3 separate regions of the Homo sapiens genome follow, and all the other regions are linked to region 1. Evidence: read pairs that join two places in POLR2A ChIA-PET (ENCODE). Cell type or tissue: CD4-positive, alpha-beta T cell. All regions are shown on one strand. Each heading gives the region's core, and the rest is flanking DNA. Links, peaks and the distances in the headings are about the cores only.

Evidence for each region. ChIA-PET counts read pairs that join two places held together with the same protein. Peaks named below come from ENCODE experiments on the same cell type or tissue, not always from the same donor. Only the 100,000 strongest peaks of a DNase experiment are listed, where the experiment ranks them.
Region 2: POLR2A ChIA-PET joins it to region 1 with 5 read pairs; 2 of 35 experiments call an interaction of 5 or more read pairs at or near these places.
Region 3: POLR2A ChIA-PET joins it to region 1 with 6 read pairs; 2 of 35 experiments call an interaction of 5 or more read pairs at or near these places.

What each region holds. Positions count from the first base shown.
Region 1 is chr11:13,672,564-13,677,965 of GRCh38, forward strand. All of the region lies in intron 1 of FAR1 (fatty acyl-CoA reductase 1), which reads left to right. Among named protein-coding and RNA genes, the nearest start is that of FAR1, 6.6 kb to the left of the region's middle. In CD4-positive, alpha-beta T cell, for the core only: no CTCF peak of the experiment used is centred there; a DNase peak (open chromatin) is centred at 2,428.
Region 2 is chr11:14,561,700-14,567,101 of GRCh38, forward strand. It overlaps a transcript of PSMA1 not described here. Among named protein-coding and RNA genes, the nearest start is that of PSMA1, 44 kb to the left of the region's middle. In CD4-positive, alpha-beta T cell, for the core only: no CTCF peak of the experiment used is centred there; no DNase peak of the experiment used is centred there.
Region 3 is chr11:13,837,963-13,843,364 of GRCh38, forward strand. The region is part of intron 3 of LINC02548 (long intergenic non-protein coding RNA 2548); the gene reads left to right. Among named protein-coding and RNA genes, the nearest start is that of LINC02545, 30 kb to the right of the region's middle. In CD4-positive, alpha-beta T cell, for the core only: no CTCF peak of the experiment used is centred there; no DNase peak of the experiment used is centred there.

The DNA of each region.
Region 1 (5,402 bases), core at 448-4,447:
AGCATTATTTTTATAATTAGTGGGGACAAGCATTCAACTGAAATGAGCTAATACTCAGGAAAATGTGGGTAGGCTAGTCTGAACTTGGGGTAGGAGAGAAGATAGTCTTATTTCAGTCCCTACTTGGTAAGAGCCACCTTGGTAGGTGTGTTCCTATCTTGGAAATGACTGGATTGTCACTGATGGAAACTGAAACTGTATGTACTGAAAGGTGGTATTTGCTTAACCTGAAGGATCAAGTTACTAACCCACCCTGAATGGTGGAGATACAGTCTTTGTTTTCCTGAACACTTGTTTTCTTAGAGTTTAATACATGAATTTAAGGTTTAAAAAAACCCAACAAACCACTGATAGAATTGTGTCATTTTAACTGCTTCTTTTGGCTTTATATCCTTCTTCCTACACATTGGTTCTATAGTTCCTCTCATTAATGGGTTTGCAACAGGCTTAGAGTTTCAGTTCAGTAAGACAAAATGGAAGTGCTGGATTTAGATATAGCTGATCAACTTAAACACTTATAAATTCACCATTGTTTTCGGTTCCCAATTTGAAGAGTGGAGACAGAAGTCAAGAAAATAAGCTTTTCTTATTCAAAGAATGATTCCCAAACCAATAGGATTTGCCCTAGGATCAGTACAGACTTATTACAGTCTCCTAAACAGAGAGGAAAGAGTTGCGTAAATTCATCTAGCTTTTAGTTTAATTTCACTTAGCCCATAGGGATTCTGAGAGGAAACGATATTAATGTGATTCCTATTTCATCTAGGCACTGTAGCATAATCCTTCAACAAATTACCACATTTGATTCTCATATAATTCTCTAAAATGTGAATACCATATTACAGATGAGGAGAGTGAGACTCAGAGAAGTTAGTAACTTTCCAAGGTTGGAGAGCTAAGTGACAGAGCTGGGATTCAAACCTTTCTTTGTCTAACTCCAAAACTCCATGCTTGTGAAACTAATAGCACGGAGGACTGATTTATACCTTCAACTGAAAAAAAATGCCACAAGCCTTAGGTATTTGTTACCTTAGAAGATGAGACTCTTGCTCTGAGTGTTTGTGCTCTGTGACACTGCCTCTAAATAAATGACAGTGATTTTTTAGTGTCTAATAGGATACCTTATATTTTCTTGCTTTAGAGATGTATGTTTTCATATTTTAGAATTTTTTGAAGATGTATATTGTCTATATTTACTTCAAAATGTTTGTGAAATGGTTACTATGTCTTAAATGTATCTCAAAATTGATGAAGCATGGCATATGCCTGTAGTTTTCACACATAAGTATCTTACCAATTTGTTGTGCACTTTTTCTTCCCAGCCTTCCCCATCTTATCCTATTATTTTTTTAAATATGATTTAATAAATAATTGAAATATATACTACCAATAAAATAACTCATTCTCTTTCATTAGTTAACATTACAGTGTACAGAAAAGCATTATGATGTAGAAAATTCAAATTGGGCCGGGTGCGGTGGCTCACGCCTGTAATCCCAGCACTTTGGGAGGCCGAGGTGGGCGGATCATGAGGTCAGGAGTTCGATACCAGCCTGGCCAATATGGTGAAAACCCCATCTAGTAAAACTACAAAAATTAGCCGGGCGTGGTGGCGCCCACCTGTAGTCCCAGCTACTCGGGAGGCTGAGGCAAAAGAATTGCTTGAACCCGGGAGGCAGAGGTTGCAGTGAGCCAAGATAGCGCCACTGCACTCCAGCCTGGACAACAGAGCAAGACTCCGTCTCAAAAAAAAAAAAAAAAGAAAAAAAGAAAATTCAAATTGAACTGTGAATCAGCAGATCTGAGCTTTAATTTTGGTTTTGTTAGCTACTTGATGTGTAACTTGCTAGGCAAGTCACTTCCCCTCTATGGGCTTTAGTTTCCTCATCTGTAAAATGGAGGGGGAGGAGAAATTTTAAGCCCGTCTTCCTTGAATAGGTTGTATGCCTTCTTTCTAATTAAAAACATAGATGCCCTAGATGCCTTTCTTAAAAACTGTATTACTGCATTTTACAATATTTTCTTTTAATCTTCCTTCTTTCCCTTCTTAATTTAGTAGAGAGGATAAATTATTTTTGGTATCCTACATTTACCAGGACAGCATATCTTAGGAAGCAGGGACCCAGAAAATAATGAATGAGTGAATATATGTTTTATTTGAGCTAATGAAAAATTTTTTAAATAAAGTACCGTCAAAAAGATGTTGAAGTTTCATTGAAAAGTAGTTCTACCTAAAGAATGAAACGTGTTTAGTAAAGTTCAATTGGTCTGTTCTGTATTGGATAGATGTACAAAGAAGAACACTCTTGAACTTGTCTTTAAGAAGCCCTCTTACTAGTAGGAGAGGCAAGCTTCTAAACTTTGTATTATGGAAAATTGACAGCAATAATACACACATCACCAACTTTAAGAGTTACTAACTTGTGGTCAGTCTTGCTTCATCCATACCTCCATCCACTTCCTTCTTTATTTTGAAGCAAATCCCTAGACTTTTTTTTTTTTTTTAACCAGTTGTTACCATGCAGTGTGATAAGTATAATAATAGACATGTTAATCCAAGTGAGGTGCAAATTTGTTCATATAAATATATTTTGAGACTTGAGCATTATACTGTTCTGGGCACGAGAAATTAGATATAGTAAGCTACTGTAGGGCAGGGATAATATAATTGAAGAGACTGTACATATGTGAAACAGAATGTAGCAACACTGGATCATGTGCCAAAATTGGTGGTAGAGACTCTTAAGTGGGAACTGACATTATTTTAGAATGAAAGTAGAACTTAAACAAGTGGCGATAGAGAGAAAGAACATTCAGGGATAAGGTGAGGGTAATCACATGGATAAAGCGTGCGGTTAGGAAATCTAATTTTGGCGCTATAGAATAAGTTATATCTAAATCTGTATCTCTCTATCTTTATCTTTTAGACTACTACAACATGTAATTGGCATACTGTAGATGTTATATCAGAACTTGAACAAAGCCGGTTGCTGTAGCAGAAATTAGGACACACTACTTTGTGAATATATCACTGTTCGTGGTTAATTTTTTGGCACGTTCTGTTAAAAAGCCTTCTAAATATCTTAATACCACATGTATTAATGGATCCATTCTTGTTAGAATGTTTGTGGGTTTGTGCCATCAGCTTTGGTGTGCAGTTGTGTGTGTGTGTTTAACTTAAATGTTAACTATTTGACAATTTTAAGATTATTTTGAAATATCTAGTTTAGATCATTCTTGTCTTACATGAAATTTTTTCCAGAAATGTTGGCATAATTCATGAGAAATCCTTGAATTTAGGGAATTGTTACCATTATAGCTTATTTTGAAGTATTCTGAGAATAAAATCTTAAAGTATATTCCCTAATGCAGAAATTGCTTGTCAAAGGTCATGAACTTCTCTGAGCATCTCCTCAAAGTGTTGTGCTATCTCATCAGAAAAATGTACGTTCAAATATCCTTGGGGGGTCTGTGGATTCTGTCTTAATAATTTATTCTTTAATGTGTAGGCAGAAAGCATACTGCTAAAATTCAACTCAATTATCTTTCTGTGTGTTCTGCTTGCCTTTTACAAACAAGTGTTTTTAATTATTAAGAGTGATAAAATGATAAAGCTTATTATTGCAAATGCCTAATTAAAAAATTAGACATTCTTAATTGAATTCTTGGGGAAAAACAAGCTGTAGCCAGTTTAATAAATAGGAATTATTTCACTAAAGATTTTGGAATAAGCATGTGGTACTTTATTTATGGCTCCTGTCCATCCTGGATTAACAGGAAGTAGAATATATGACATATGAATGAATAAATGCATAAATACCTTTTTTTCCCCCAGAAGTAAAAACTTTGACTTACTGTGTCCTTAGGCAGTTAAGATCTGTGGAGGAAAGGATCTGCTAAAGTATTTTGAGGTTCACATCTGTGTTGAAACAACCAGAAGTAATGCAGGAGCTTAGAAACTGTTTTTGGCTGACAAAGGATTGATTCTCAGTGGAGCCCTGAGATACAAGTGCTCATAGTTCACTTAGTTTGAGGAATGGCCCTAAATGAGTTTCTTAGAAATAGGTGGTTTTAAAAACTTGTGGATTGTAATTAAAATGTAATTATGATAATGATTATGAGCATAAGCAGAATTCTCAGGAGATAGGAACAGGTGAATTAGCTGGTAATGGGACATTTGACCCCACAGAGCTGTGCACAGACTGTTCGAAGTTCAGTGAATATTAGGTGAATTGCTTTAAAGTGATACCCTTGTGACCTGTTGGAGTTAATAATTTTTCAAGTACCTAATCTACTAGTAGGAAACAACTTATTCCAATACATAGTAGTAAAAATACAGACTGTGAAAGCCAGAAGAGATTTTAACAATCAGTGATCTGGCCTCTCCTTCAATAAATTTAAAGAGTGATCAGAGAGGTTGACTTGCCTAAGGTCTGTTGGTTATGGCAATCCCAACAGCGTTGTTTCTCATTACCTGATTTTTGGTAAGTCTATTGTGCTTATTTATTTTGTTTGTCTTTTCATTCTGGATCTCAGTATTTGGAGAAGGAAGTATATTAACTTTAGCATGGTAACTAGATTATTGGTAAATTGGCTAAGAATTCCCTGAAATGTTATACCATAATGTTTTTACTTTGCCATCATATACTCCTTCCATCTTTAACATAATAACCCATAGTTACAAGATTTATTAGGGTAGGCGTGTTTTAGGAGCTTAATTCCATTCCACAGTTGGAAACAGATATTAAGAATCCACAGTTCTTAAAACATTTTCCTCATGCTTTTTTATACCTTTCTAGGATGATCTTTGCCTAACAGCATTTAGTTGCAAGCTGTGTCTATGAACTTGGCAAAGTTTTAAAAATAAACTAGGAAAAGATTTTTGAGAAGAGAGTTTGTTATGGGATTTAGTCATTTAAATACATTCCTAAAAGCTGTTTTTTCCCCACTCAAAACTAGACACTGGAAGGATCATTGACATCCAGGTTCAAAGAAGTTACTGCTTACATGACTGATCCCGATTCTGAGTTCTTTTGCCACATTTGGTTCATGTGGAAAGGCTGGCTGGGGCTAAGACTTGCCCGTACATTAGCGACATCATAGCCAGAGTGAGGACCCTTAGAACAGTGCCTGTCAAGCTTTTTTAGTCCTAGCCTTTTGGCTGAGTCATTCTTTAGCTCAATAATTTCTACTTTCTAATGGAATAATAACACTTGTCAAGGTATAAGCATTTTTTGGGAAGAGCTATATGGATGGTTCCTAATTGAATCACAAAAAATATGCTTGTCATAAAGTCTAGACTAATTAGAAAACTGCAGGCCTCAAATCCTAGTGATGGAATTGTATCAATATATTCTCTACAGTTATAATAAAATAACCAAAAACTAAATTGATAACGATGA
Region 2 (5,402 bases), core at 991-4,990, 890 kb after region 1:
AATGTAGCCATGCCCTGCGCTGTTTTTGGGGGCACAGAGGTGGATACCTGCACAAAAGGACAACAGCTTATGATTTGTGCACTCTAGTCCTAAACTAAACTAAACTAAATTAAACTAAACTAAACTAAACTAAACTAAACTAAACTAAACTAAACTAAACTAAACTATAAACTAAACGAAATAAAGGGCAGTGTTGAAGCTAACAATGTATCAATCAGGGTCTAATCAGGAAATTAGAAATCACTCTAGATACCTTAAACAGAAGGGATTTAATTCATGGAATTTCTTACACAGGTGTTGGAAAGCTGGAAAAGCAAAAAGAGGAAGCTAGGAAAACCAAAGATTCATATTTCAGGAAGCCGCTTCTACCTTTAAGACTGGGAGAACAAAAGTGAGCCAATGCTATGAACATCCTCCAGAGCTACCACTGCTTCAGGGCCTGAGACTGTGGGAGGTGGGATGAGGTGTCCCCCAGCTAGTGCTTAGATCTCAGGGAGCAGGACCATGAAGAATTCTTGAGATATGAAGAGAGTTGCCATGGTTCATAGTTTCAGAGCAGTGAGGTCCAGCTGTTCTCTGTTACTGTCATTAGATGAATTGAGAAAGCTTGTTATAGCTTTTTTTCCCCCTTGTACATGAGCTACTTTGAAGGAGGTCTCTGTGTCTTGCAAACCAAAAAACCTTTCCAAGGCACCCAATGGTGCCTCAATGGTCTTTAGCCCAGACCTCAATGGTCTTTAGCCCAGACATCTTTCCTAACATTTTCCTTTACCATACTGGCTCAGAACAGCTCCTTCAATTTCAATGGAACTGCCAAAGAGTTTTGATTATTGCTGCTTTATAACAGTACAATATTTTTAAATCCATGAAAGAGTTCTACAACATTATCTTTTTTCCTTCGTGAATAAATATGCTTCTATTCATGAGCATTTTTTTTTTTTTTGAGACAGGGTCTCACTCTGCCACCCAGGCTGGAGTGCAGGGGCATGATCAGGGCTCACTGAAGCCTCTGCCTCCTGGGCTCAAGCGATCCTCCCATCCCAGCCTCCCGAGTAGCCCGGCTAATTTTTGTAGTTTTAGAGACTGGTCTCAAACTCCTGGACTCAAGTATCTGCCCACATACTGGCCTCCCAAAGTGCTGGGATTACAGGTGTGAGCCACCGGGCCTGGCTGTATTCATGAGCATTTTACAATTATTATGTCAAGTTCTGGTTTATAAAACTCTTAATGCCCCATTAATTATCATTGCATTAAATCTATGAATTAATATGGAAAGTGTTATTATGTCATTTATGTAATCTTTCCAGTTACAAGCAAAGATGGCTATGCATCCAGTCTGATTACCTTTATTGTGTCATTATGGTTTTAGAGTTTTCTTTTTAGTTCTTGTTAGGTTGACATTAAAGTATTTAATGGGGATTTAGAATTTCATTTGGAGATGGGATTGCTTTTTACGCTTTTATTCCTGGCTATTGATTGTAACAACTATTTTACAATCTGTTTGTTTCCTGCTGACCACTTGAGGAAATGAGAAATTGTCCAGTATGAGAAGAGGTGCTTAGCAGAAATGGATTTGAGATGCCTGTTTACTTTCACGTGTTTGTGTCTCTTGTGGACAGTGTTTGAGTAGTGACTGTCCCTTGTGAGCCATGCAGGCAGTGTACCTTTACCATTTTCCTCTACGAATAAGCAGAGTTAATTGACCTGTGCTGGGATCAAACCCATATCCTTAAACCCCCTAATGGCACAGGCAGTGCAGACCTTTGCTTTCAACAGCTCTCATTTCAAATAATTAGAGCTGCCTGGGCTGCTTTGGGAGCTATTGGTTTCTATGGTATTAAAGACTGAAGTGACTAATTATTTGAGGATTCATTGCAGGTTTTCAAGCAATGGATTAAGGGTTGGTCTAAATAACATCTTTAAAATATCATGTTTCTTTAAAATTATGTCAGTAATATGTGTTTACTGTAGAAAATAAGAAAATGCAGATAAGCTAAAAAAAAATGCCCATAATTCTACCATTTAGAGATAATCACTGTTAGGAAGACTTTGTTGTCTTTTCCTCTCCTAAATGGTTCCCTATTTCTGATGCAAATAATTATACAAATAAATATGCATACTTAATATATTTCCTAGTTTCTAAGTTGTACTTTCTCATTTTTCACATTTTTGAAATTTAGGTGCAATTTTATAATCAATGATTAAATTTAATAAAGTGTTTCTCTTCTCCCATGAAACAACCATAATTAAATAAAGTCTGTTGGGAGAAAGATTTTTAATTAAACTTTTAATTTTTAGATAATTTTAAATTTATACATAGTTGTAAGAAGTAATACAAAAAGATACCTTATATCCTTTACCCAATTACCCCTAATGGTAAACATCTTACAAACTTATAATACAGAACCACAACCAGCATACTGATATTGATACAGAACATTTCTAACATCATAGGATATCCCATGCTGCCCTTTTATAATCATACCCACCATCCTCCTACCCCCCCACCCCACCTACTCTGTTACCCTGGTAGCCACATATGTTCTTTGTTTCTATAATTTTGTCATCTGAAGAACGTTTCAAAAATGGAATCACACAATGTGTAAATTTTTGGCCTTTTTTTTCATTCAGCATAATTCTCTGGCGATTCATCCAGGTTTTGCATGCATTGATAATGTGTTCTTTTTTATTGTTGAGTAATATTCCACAATATAGATGTACTCAATTTTTAAACTATTCACTCATTGAAGTATATCTGGATTGCTTCCAGTTTTTGGTATTACAAATAAAGCTGCTATAAATATTCATGTACAGATTTTTGTGTGAATGTAAGTCTTCATTTGTCTGAGATAAATGCCCAGGGGTGCAATTGCTGGGTTGTATGGTAGTCACATGTTTAGCTTTTAAAGAAATTGCCAAACTGTCAGAGTGGCTGTCCCATTTTACTTTCCACCAGCAATGTATGAGTGATTTGTCTTTTCTTCATCCTTAGCAGCATTTGGGGGCTATTTTTTATTTCAGCCGTTCTTACAAGTAAGTGAATTTCTTTAATAGTTATAGTACTTTTCTTTTCTTTCTTTCTTTCTTTTTTTTTTTTTGAGAAGGGTCCCACTCTGTTGCCCAGGCTGGAATGTGGTGGTGCAATCACAGCTCACTGCAGTTCAACCTCCTAGGCTCAGGCCTTCCTCCCACCTCAGCCTACCAAGTAGCTGGGACTACAGGTACACATCACCACGCTTGGCTAATTAAAAAAATTTTTTTGTAGAGATGGGGTCTTACTTTTTGTCCAGGCTGGCCGTGAACTCCTGGGCTCAAGTAATCCTCCTGCCTCAGCCTCCCAAAGTGCTGAGATTACAGGCATGAGCCACAGCACCCAGCCTATAGGGCTCTTCAAATGATCTATTTCATATTGGGTGACTTGTGGTTGCATTTTTCAAGGAATTGCTCTATTTAAACTAAGTTGTCAAATTTATGTGTATAGAGTTGTTTTTAGTATGCCTTTATTATCCTTTAGATGTCTGCAGGGTCTGTAATGGTATCTCCTATTTCATTCCTGATATTAGAAAGTTGTGTCTTTTATCTTTTTTCTTTCTCAGTCCTGCTAGAGGTTTATCAGTTTTACCGATCTTTTCAAAGAACCAGCTCTTAGTTTTGTTAATTTTCTCTATTCTTTGTTTTTCACTTTCATTGATTTCTGCCCTTTGTTATATTTCCTTCATTTGCTTTGTGTTTATTTTATTCGCTTTTTCTAGGTTCTTGAATGTGAGCTTAGATTATTGATCCGATAATTTTCTTCTTTTCTTATATATGCTTTTAGTGCCATGAATTTCTCTGAGAGACATTTTATATTGCATAGAGAAAGCCTTAGTGTATCTGCTATGTTTATAGCTACCTACCAAGGAATTCAATTCAACAAATATTTATGGAGCACTTGGGCCAGGCACTGTTCTAAATCCTTGGTATATCATGGAGCAAAGCAGACAAAGATCTCTATCTTTGTGGAGCTTATATTCTAGCAGGGAGAGATAAGCAATAAGTAGTAAGCAAAATGTATATAATATGTTAGAAAATGGTAAGTGCAAGAACAAAAGGTAAAGCAGCGGCAAGAAGGCATGGATCTGTGGGGAACTATAGTGTTTATTTCCACAGTATTTACTGTACGGCATTTATCCACCACAGTTGTAGAATAAAATAAATTAGTCAGGCAAGCCTTCTGGAGAAGTTGAAATTTGAATAAGGATCTAAAGGAATTAGGGGAGTTACTCAAGCCATTATCTGAAAGAAGATTTTTTTCAGACAGATAGGGCAGCTGGAACAAAGGCCCCATGGTGGGAGCATACCTGGATATCTGACAAAAAGCAAGGCCAGTGTGGCCGGAGTGAAGTGAGCAAGGGAAAGTGGTAAAGATGGAGTTGGAGGTAATGGGGCTAGGGCTTTGGCTTTTACTTTGAGTGAAATGGGGAGCCAGGAGTATATGTGAAACAAAGGAATGACATGATATGACTAAGGCTTTAAAATAATCACTCTAGCTGCTATATTGGGAATAGACTATGGGTAGAAGCAGGTGACTTCTTAAGCTACTGGAGTAATGCAAGTGAAAGGCAGAGTGGCTTGGAGCAGAGGGGTAGCAGTGGGAGCAATGAGAAGTGATTATATTCTAAATATATTCTGAGGGTAGAGCTAATAGGATTTCTTCACAGTTGGACATGAGGTATTAGAAAAAGAGAAGGGTCTGGATAACTAGCTTGATGTAAATCCTTCAACATAAGTGGCCACATGTGATACCATATGCACACCTCCAACCCCTACAACTCTGCTTACTGCTTGTTAGGCTATGATAGGCCCTTACCTAGGGGCAGCTGATCAATAGGCTGGACATTGGCCTGTTGGGTGTCCTGGCAGGAAAATTCTGCCCAAACACATGGCAATTAACTATGTCAATAAGATATTTTATTTCAATAATCAGAACTGGAGAGACACAGGGAAAAATTCTTCAGTGAATGAAAGCTCAAAGGTGCAGAGTGAAGCCAGTATCAGACTTCATGAGTAAGCAGAAACCATGAATAAACAGGAGCGCTGAGCAAACAGAAGCCACAAGGCAGTGAAAAGATACAAAGAATAACAACATAAATGATAGAAGATAACCAAGACAAATCAAACCCTCAGGAGAGAGTCAATGGCTGGGTCTCGCTCACAGGCCAATCCTGGAGCCAGTCAGTTCCTCTGTTACCAGAACTGGGAGAATGGTGCTAGACAGGCAAAAACGACAGGTGTGCACCAGACATGTAGAGTCAGGCTGGAATCAGTGCCATGGAAGTCAGAACCACATGAGAGTCAAAATTATGAGGGTGCAAGAAAGCCAGAGAAAGCAGAGGAAACCTGTCTGCTGAGAGAATCAGAAA
Region 3 (5,402 bases), core at 991-4,990, 170 kb after region 1:
CTCTCTACCCTATAGTTACCCTTTCTTTAAATTCCCAACCGAGATGATTTAAGATTCCCTCCTTGCTGATTGCAGAAATTCTGGCCTATCATGGGGGTTTTCTTCAGAAACATTTTTGCGATTTCCCCAAGATGATTTTTGTTAGCCACAAATGGGTCCTGACTATTGTGCCATCTTACTCCAAAAGGCTGCCTTCTGACCTCTGGGTCATCATTTGCTACCTTCTAACTTTTCTCCAGGTTCTCTCTCTTCTCCTTGGGACAGGTCCTTTCCTAAGATCAAGTTATCAATTTCAACAAAACTTAATGAAAGGTTTAGGGGTAATAGCTTCAACATATAGGAAGTCCATCTTAAATGAGGACCTGGGCATCTCAACCTCTAGCACCATAAGACCTGGCTCCTGCAGAGGCCAGCCCCTCACCCTTGGCTTCCTGTTGCTGCCCGTTGCAGGCCCTTCTGGCTACCTTCCCACATAAACAAGAATTCCCACAGGCATCCCCTCTGTCCAAATTCAGGCCTCCAACATCCTTTGAGGCCCACCAGGAGAGGGAGTGGGAAAGCCTTTACCTGCCTCACCTACATTTCCTCCCTGTCCTCATCACCACCCCCACTCCTCACTGGGACAGCTATTGCCCAGATAAACAATAGCTTGCCTCCTCCATGTGTCCACATTCAAACACAGCAGAAGAGGCTTTATCTTTTCCGAACCAAACTGCTGCCTTGAAATGTTTCCCTCTCCCAAAGAAAAAATTAGTCTTGCTTCAAAGATGATGTATTAGTTTCCTACGGTTCTGTAACAAATGGTCACAAACTTGGTGACAAACTTGGATAACAAAAGCTTATCACTTAACAATTCTAGAGGTCACAAGTCTTAAATGCACTTCACTGGAGTAAAATTAAGTTGTTCCTTTTGGAGGCTTGAAGAGGGAAATTGTTTCCTTGCCTTTTGCAGCTTCTAAAGGCCTCCTGCGTTCCTTAGTCTCCTTGTGTCTTCAAAACCAGCAGCGGCCAGTTGAGGCTCTCTCACTTCTGAGTCTGACTTTCCTGCCTCTCTCTTTCCCTCATAAAGACTCTTGTGATGATATTGGATCCACCTGGAAAATTCAGGCTGCTCTCCCCATCTCAAGATTTTGAGAATGTCTGCAAAGTTGCTTTTGCTATGTAAGGTAGCATATTCACAGATTTGGGGAATTAGGACTTGGACCTCCTGTATTTGTGGGGGAAATTATTCTGCCTACCACAGATGAGTTCTCTTTTACTACTTGAGAAATAGGAAAAACATTTTAAACTTTAAAATAACTTTAAAAGAGTGGTTTGGGCTGGACACAGTGGCACACGCCTGTAATCCTAGCAGTCTGGGAGTCTGAGGTGGGCAGATCACCTGAGGTCAGGAGTTTGAGACCAGCCTGGCCAACATGGCAAAACCTGATCTCTACTAAAACGTACAAAAATTAGCTGGGTGCGGTGGCAGGCACCTATAATCCCAGCTACTCGGGAGGGTGAGGCAGGGAGAATTGCTTGAACCCAGGAGGTGGAGGTTGCAGTGAGCCAAGATCATGCCACTGCACTCCAGCCTGGGTGATAGAGTGAGACTCAGTCTCAAAAGAAAAAAAAAGAGTGGTTTGTTCTGAGCACATGTATAAATAATTTATAATAAGATGGAGATATTTTTGTTGTAATTCTTCATGGAAAGAGCCCGTATTTCTTTGGAAGAAATAAGGCAATATGGGATGTGGAGGAACGAGAGGGGTGGGATGGGCGATAGGGAAGTGAGTCCTTTATGACATTTTAATATAACAAAAGATGGTCACTATAGTGTGTTCTGCAGATAGCGAAGCCTGTGGAGGACCCTTTATTTACAGAAGAGGGTAATAGAGTCGATATGTAAACTTGAGAGTGGGAACAGGGGTTGAGTTACTTAACAGGGGAGATAGAAAATTGAGATTCTCAAAGGAAAATTTAAGATGAAAGGATATAAGAACTGAGTCCCGCTAAGAAAGGGGGAGGGAAAGAAATAATATAACCAAACTATACCAGTCAAAAAATTAAACTTATGGCTAGAATGGGCAATGGGCATGTGAGATATGGGGACACCCTCATTCATTTTGGGGGGGTCTTCATTCAAGTTCACCTTGCTCACTAATGTCATAGGGGAGCATGAGATAGGAGGAGATGAAAAAAATGCAGAGTTCTACCCCGGGGCAGTACACAGTAAAAGGAGTGGTACTTGTAGGGTTCAGGGCAAGAGACAAACTGCATTTGGGTTGCAATTGACATAGGAGTTAACTGTGGTTCCTCCCATTATATGTAGCACCAAACTCCTTGTCTGGTCTACGTGAGTGGTCTTGCATCATCTGGCTGCTGCCATCTCTGACACCTTTCTGAGCACTCTTTCCCCTCACTACATCCACCCACTATCTCCCCTAAAGTCCCTGAAGGGCCCAACATGGTCCTAATTTTCACTTGTTTATTTGTTTTTACATCCCTCTCTACAACTAATCTGTAAACTCAACAAACTCATGCATACTTTTTAAAATCACAACATAGCTCCTAACCTTGAACCGGGAGCATAGACAAGTGTGTGGGATTTTGTTGAATGAATGAATAAGTCATCGTCTTTGGCTTATTCTTCTTAATTTCATTTTTTCAGCTTATTTCTAAGTCCCAGTTGGTTCTTCCTCACTCATTTCAGATGCCTCTTCCTGTCCATATCACTTGCTTCTGCATAAAGTGGGTGCAGAAGATAATGAGACGGATTTGACCGCGGTGAACAGGCAGGCACACAAGATGGAGCAGGCCCTGGTGATAAACCCCAATTCAAGTGAGAGGAAGTATGAGGAACCAGATTGGAAGATGGAGTCCAGTGCCCAGAGATCATGGTCCAGGCAGGTAGTGTAACCATGTGCTGCTGTACAAGAGGGAACCAGAGGGTTTTCTGACAGGTGTTGGGATCAATGAGATAATGGAAGGAAGGTAGATATGTGGGGGACTCGAGGTTTAGGACTGAAACCAGAGCATGAGTGTCTGTGTGTGGATATATGTATGCTGGTTTGGGGGCATCTTGCCTAACCTTGCAGAGCCTTGCTTTATACATCAGTTAACTGGGAAAGACAATATCTGTTTGGTAGGGTTGCTGGGAGGATTAATTGTGATGTTGCGTGCTAATGTCTGGCACACAGTTGGCACTCAAAACTATTGGTGTCCCATTCTTCAAACTTAGCTGACATCTCTTTCAGGCACCCCTCAACCATATGTGATCTTGGCTCTCCTCAACACCCACATATAGTTGTTGGTACCTCTCTCTAATGGCATTTGCATTTTCTGCATTTTATTAAGAGTTTCATTTCCCTTGTTCTATCTCCCTGTTCAGATTTTAAGCTCTTGAAGGCAAAGCCTAAATTGTCTTTATCTTAGCAGCCTCCACAGAAGGTGCTACGGAACTGGCACAGTGACTTGCAGCTGTGCTCAAAGTGTTTAATAAGCATTTGTTGAATGTAATTGAAATGTCGAAAACAACCTGATCCCATTGTCATTCTGAGAAATATCAGTCTTAAGAGCCAGGCTATCATGCATTATTCATGAGAGAATCACCCTCAACGTTCTTGTTTCCTGGTCTACCATTAGAGGAGGAGGCAGGTCAGTGGTGTGGACAGAAGATCTGATCTCTCTCTCCATTAGCTCACCCCAGGCCCAGTGAGGTTAGCTTGGCATTGCCAATCACAGAACCAGAGTCCTTGCAGTTCTCTCTCATAGAAGCTCTGATGGGAATATTGGTCTTTTAATACAATGCCAGCTTCAAATATATTATTTTTTCACATTTTTAGTTGTTTTAAAAAAGTAAAACTCTAACACTAAGTGCAGTCCCAGAGGACAGATATCGTTTAGTGAAAGAAGTCATACCTTTGGCATTAAAACAAATGTTTAGGGAAAGGAGGTACAGAAAATCTGGATATGACCATAGTTGGCTCCTCCATGAGATGGCACACACAGAGCCTTCCTTTATTTTTATTTCCTAATTTGATAAAAAGTTTGAGGTTTTATGCTGTCATAGAGTGGGTGGGCCTCTGATATTTATGTGGCTGATTTCATGTACTCTGACAGTTGCATCCCAATTCTGACAGTTGAAAAACCATCTCCCACTTATCAGCACACTGGGGTGTTGATATTGTGTTGGTGTGTTCTGGGAGCATCCTGAAGCTACACTTAGAGACCCAAGGATTTTCAGTCTTTTTAGAATTTAAAGCATACTTAGTTTGAATCGATTCACTCACAAAATTACACGTTTCTGGAAGGACTAAACAATCAACTAGAGATCATTTCGAGTTGAGTTTGTAGGAAAACACACAGTCTCTTTGCTCACACATTATTTTTGCTACGTTTCCAGCAGACCCTCGCCAATCAAGGCACCTTATCTTTGCAGATGCCACTTCTTCTCCTTGGGATGTTTCCCATCCCATGTCCTTATGGGGTGTAAGGTCATCTTTAGCTAAGGTCAAATGTCATCTTCCCCAGTCCCAGCTGGAGTGAATTGCTCCCTCTTTTCATTCCCACATAATTGTATACACCTCTCTCTGGTGCTGCTTTTTATATTGCTGCAATTATCTGTTTAAATGCCTGTCTCCTTTTGTAGATTGTGAATCCTTTAGTGACAGAGATGACTTTCTTTCCTAAGACCATTTTCCTGCTTCTCTTTGTATCCCATGACCTGCATGAAAATGAAAAAACTCGCAGGCCAGTCTCAAGGAATTGACAGTTATGAATATACAAACAGAATAGTTTAAAATCCTGCTCTACAATGATTAGAATCATAGCAAACTGTAAAAAAGTAAAAAGGGTACTGTAGATTATAATGGTGAAACAAAAGACACATACAATCAAAATATATATAATACTTGCAAACAAGGTGTACCTAAGAGATGGCAGGAATGCTTCCTGCCCCCACCATTGCCTGCTGGACTTAATGTAAATAAGAAACAAGCTTCTATAGTGTTAAATCTCTTCTTACCCTTCTACTCATGTATTACTTATTCTCTGTTCTCTTAGCAACCACTCTTTTCCACACTTAGGTTATTTTTATCTTCAAAATAAGTAGTTGAAATAGTAGTTATATTTCATGCAGAATAGTTTCACTGCTCATTATTTATGCATTTCTGTAGCCAAAATTTCTCCTTTTAACATTCTTTGTCATTCTAGATAATGCCCTCCAATGACTTGAATGAAATAACTATTTGGGTTGTAAAGTTTCTGAAGAATTTCACATCTCATTACATTCATGAAAAAAATAGTAGCTTGAATGGACATGGCCATTTCCTATCACTCTTTTTCTTTAAAAATTTTGAAAATAAAATTCATTGTCTTCTGACACTGTAAGTTAAAGTAGAGAAAGGCGAAACTATCTGATA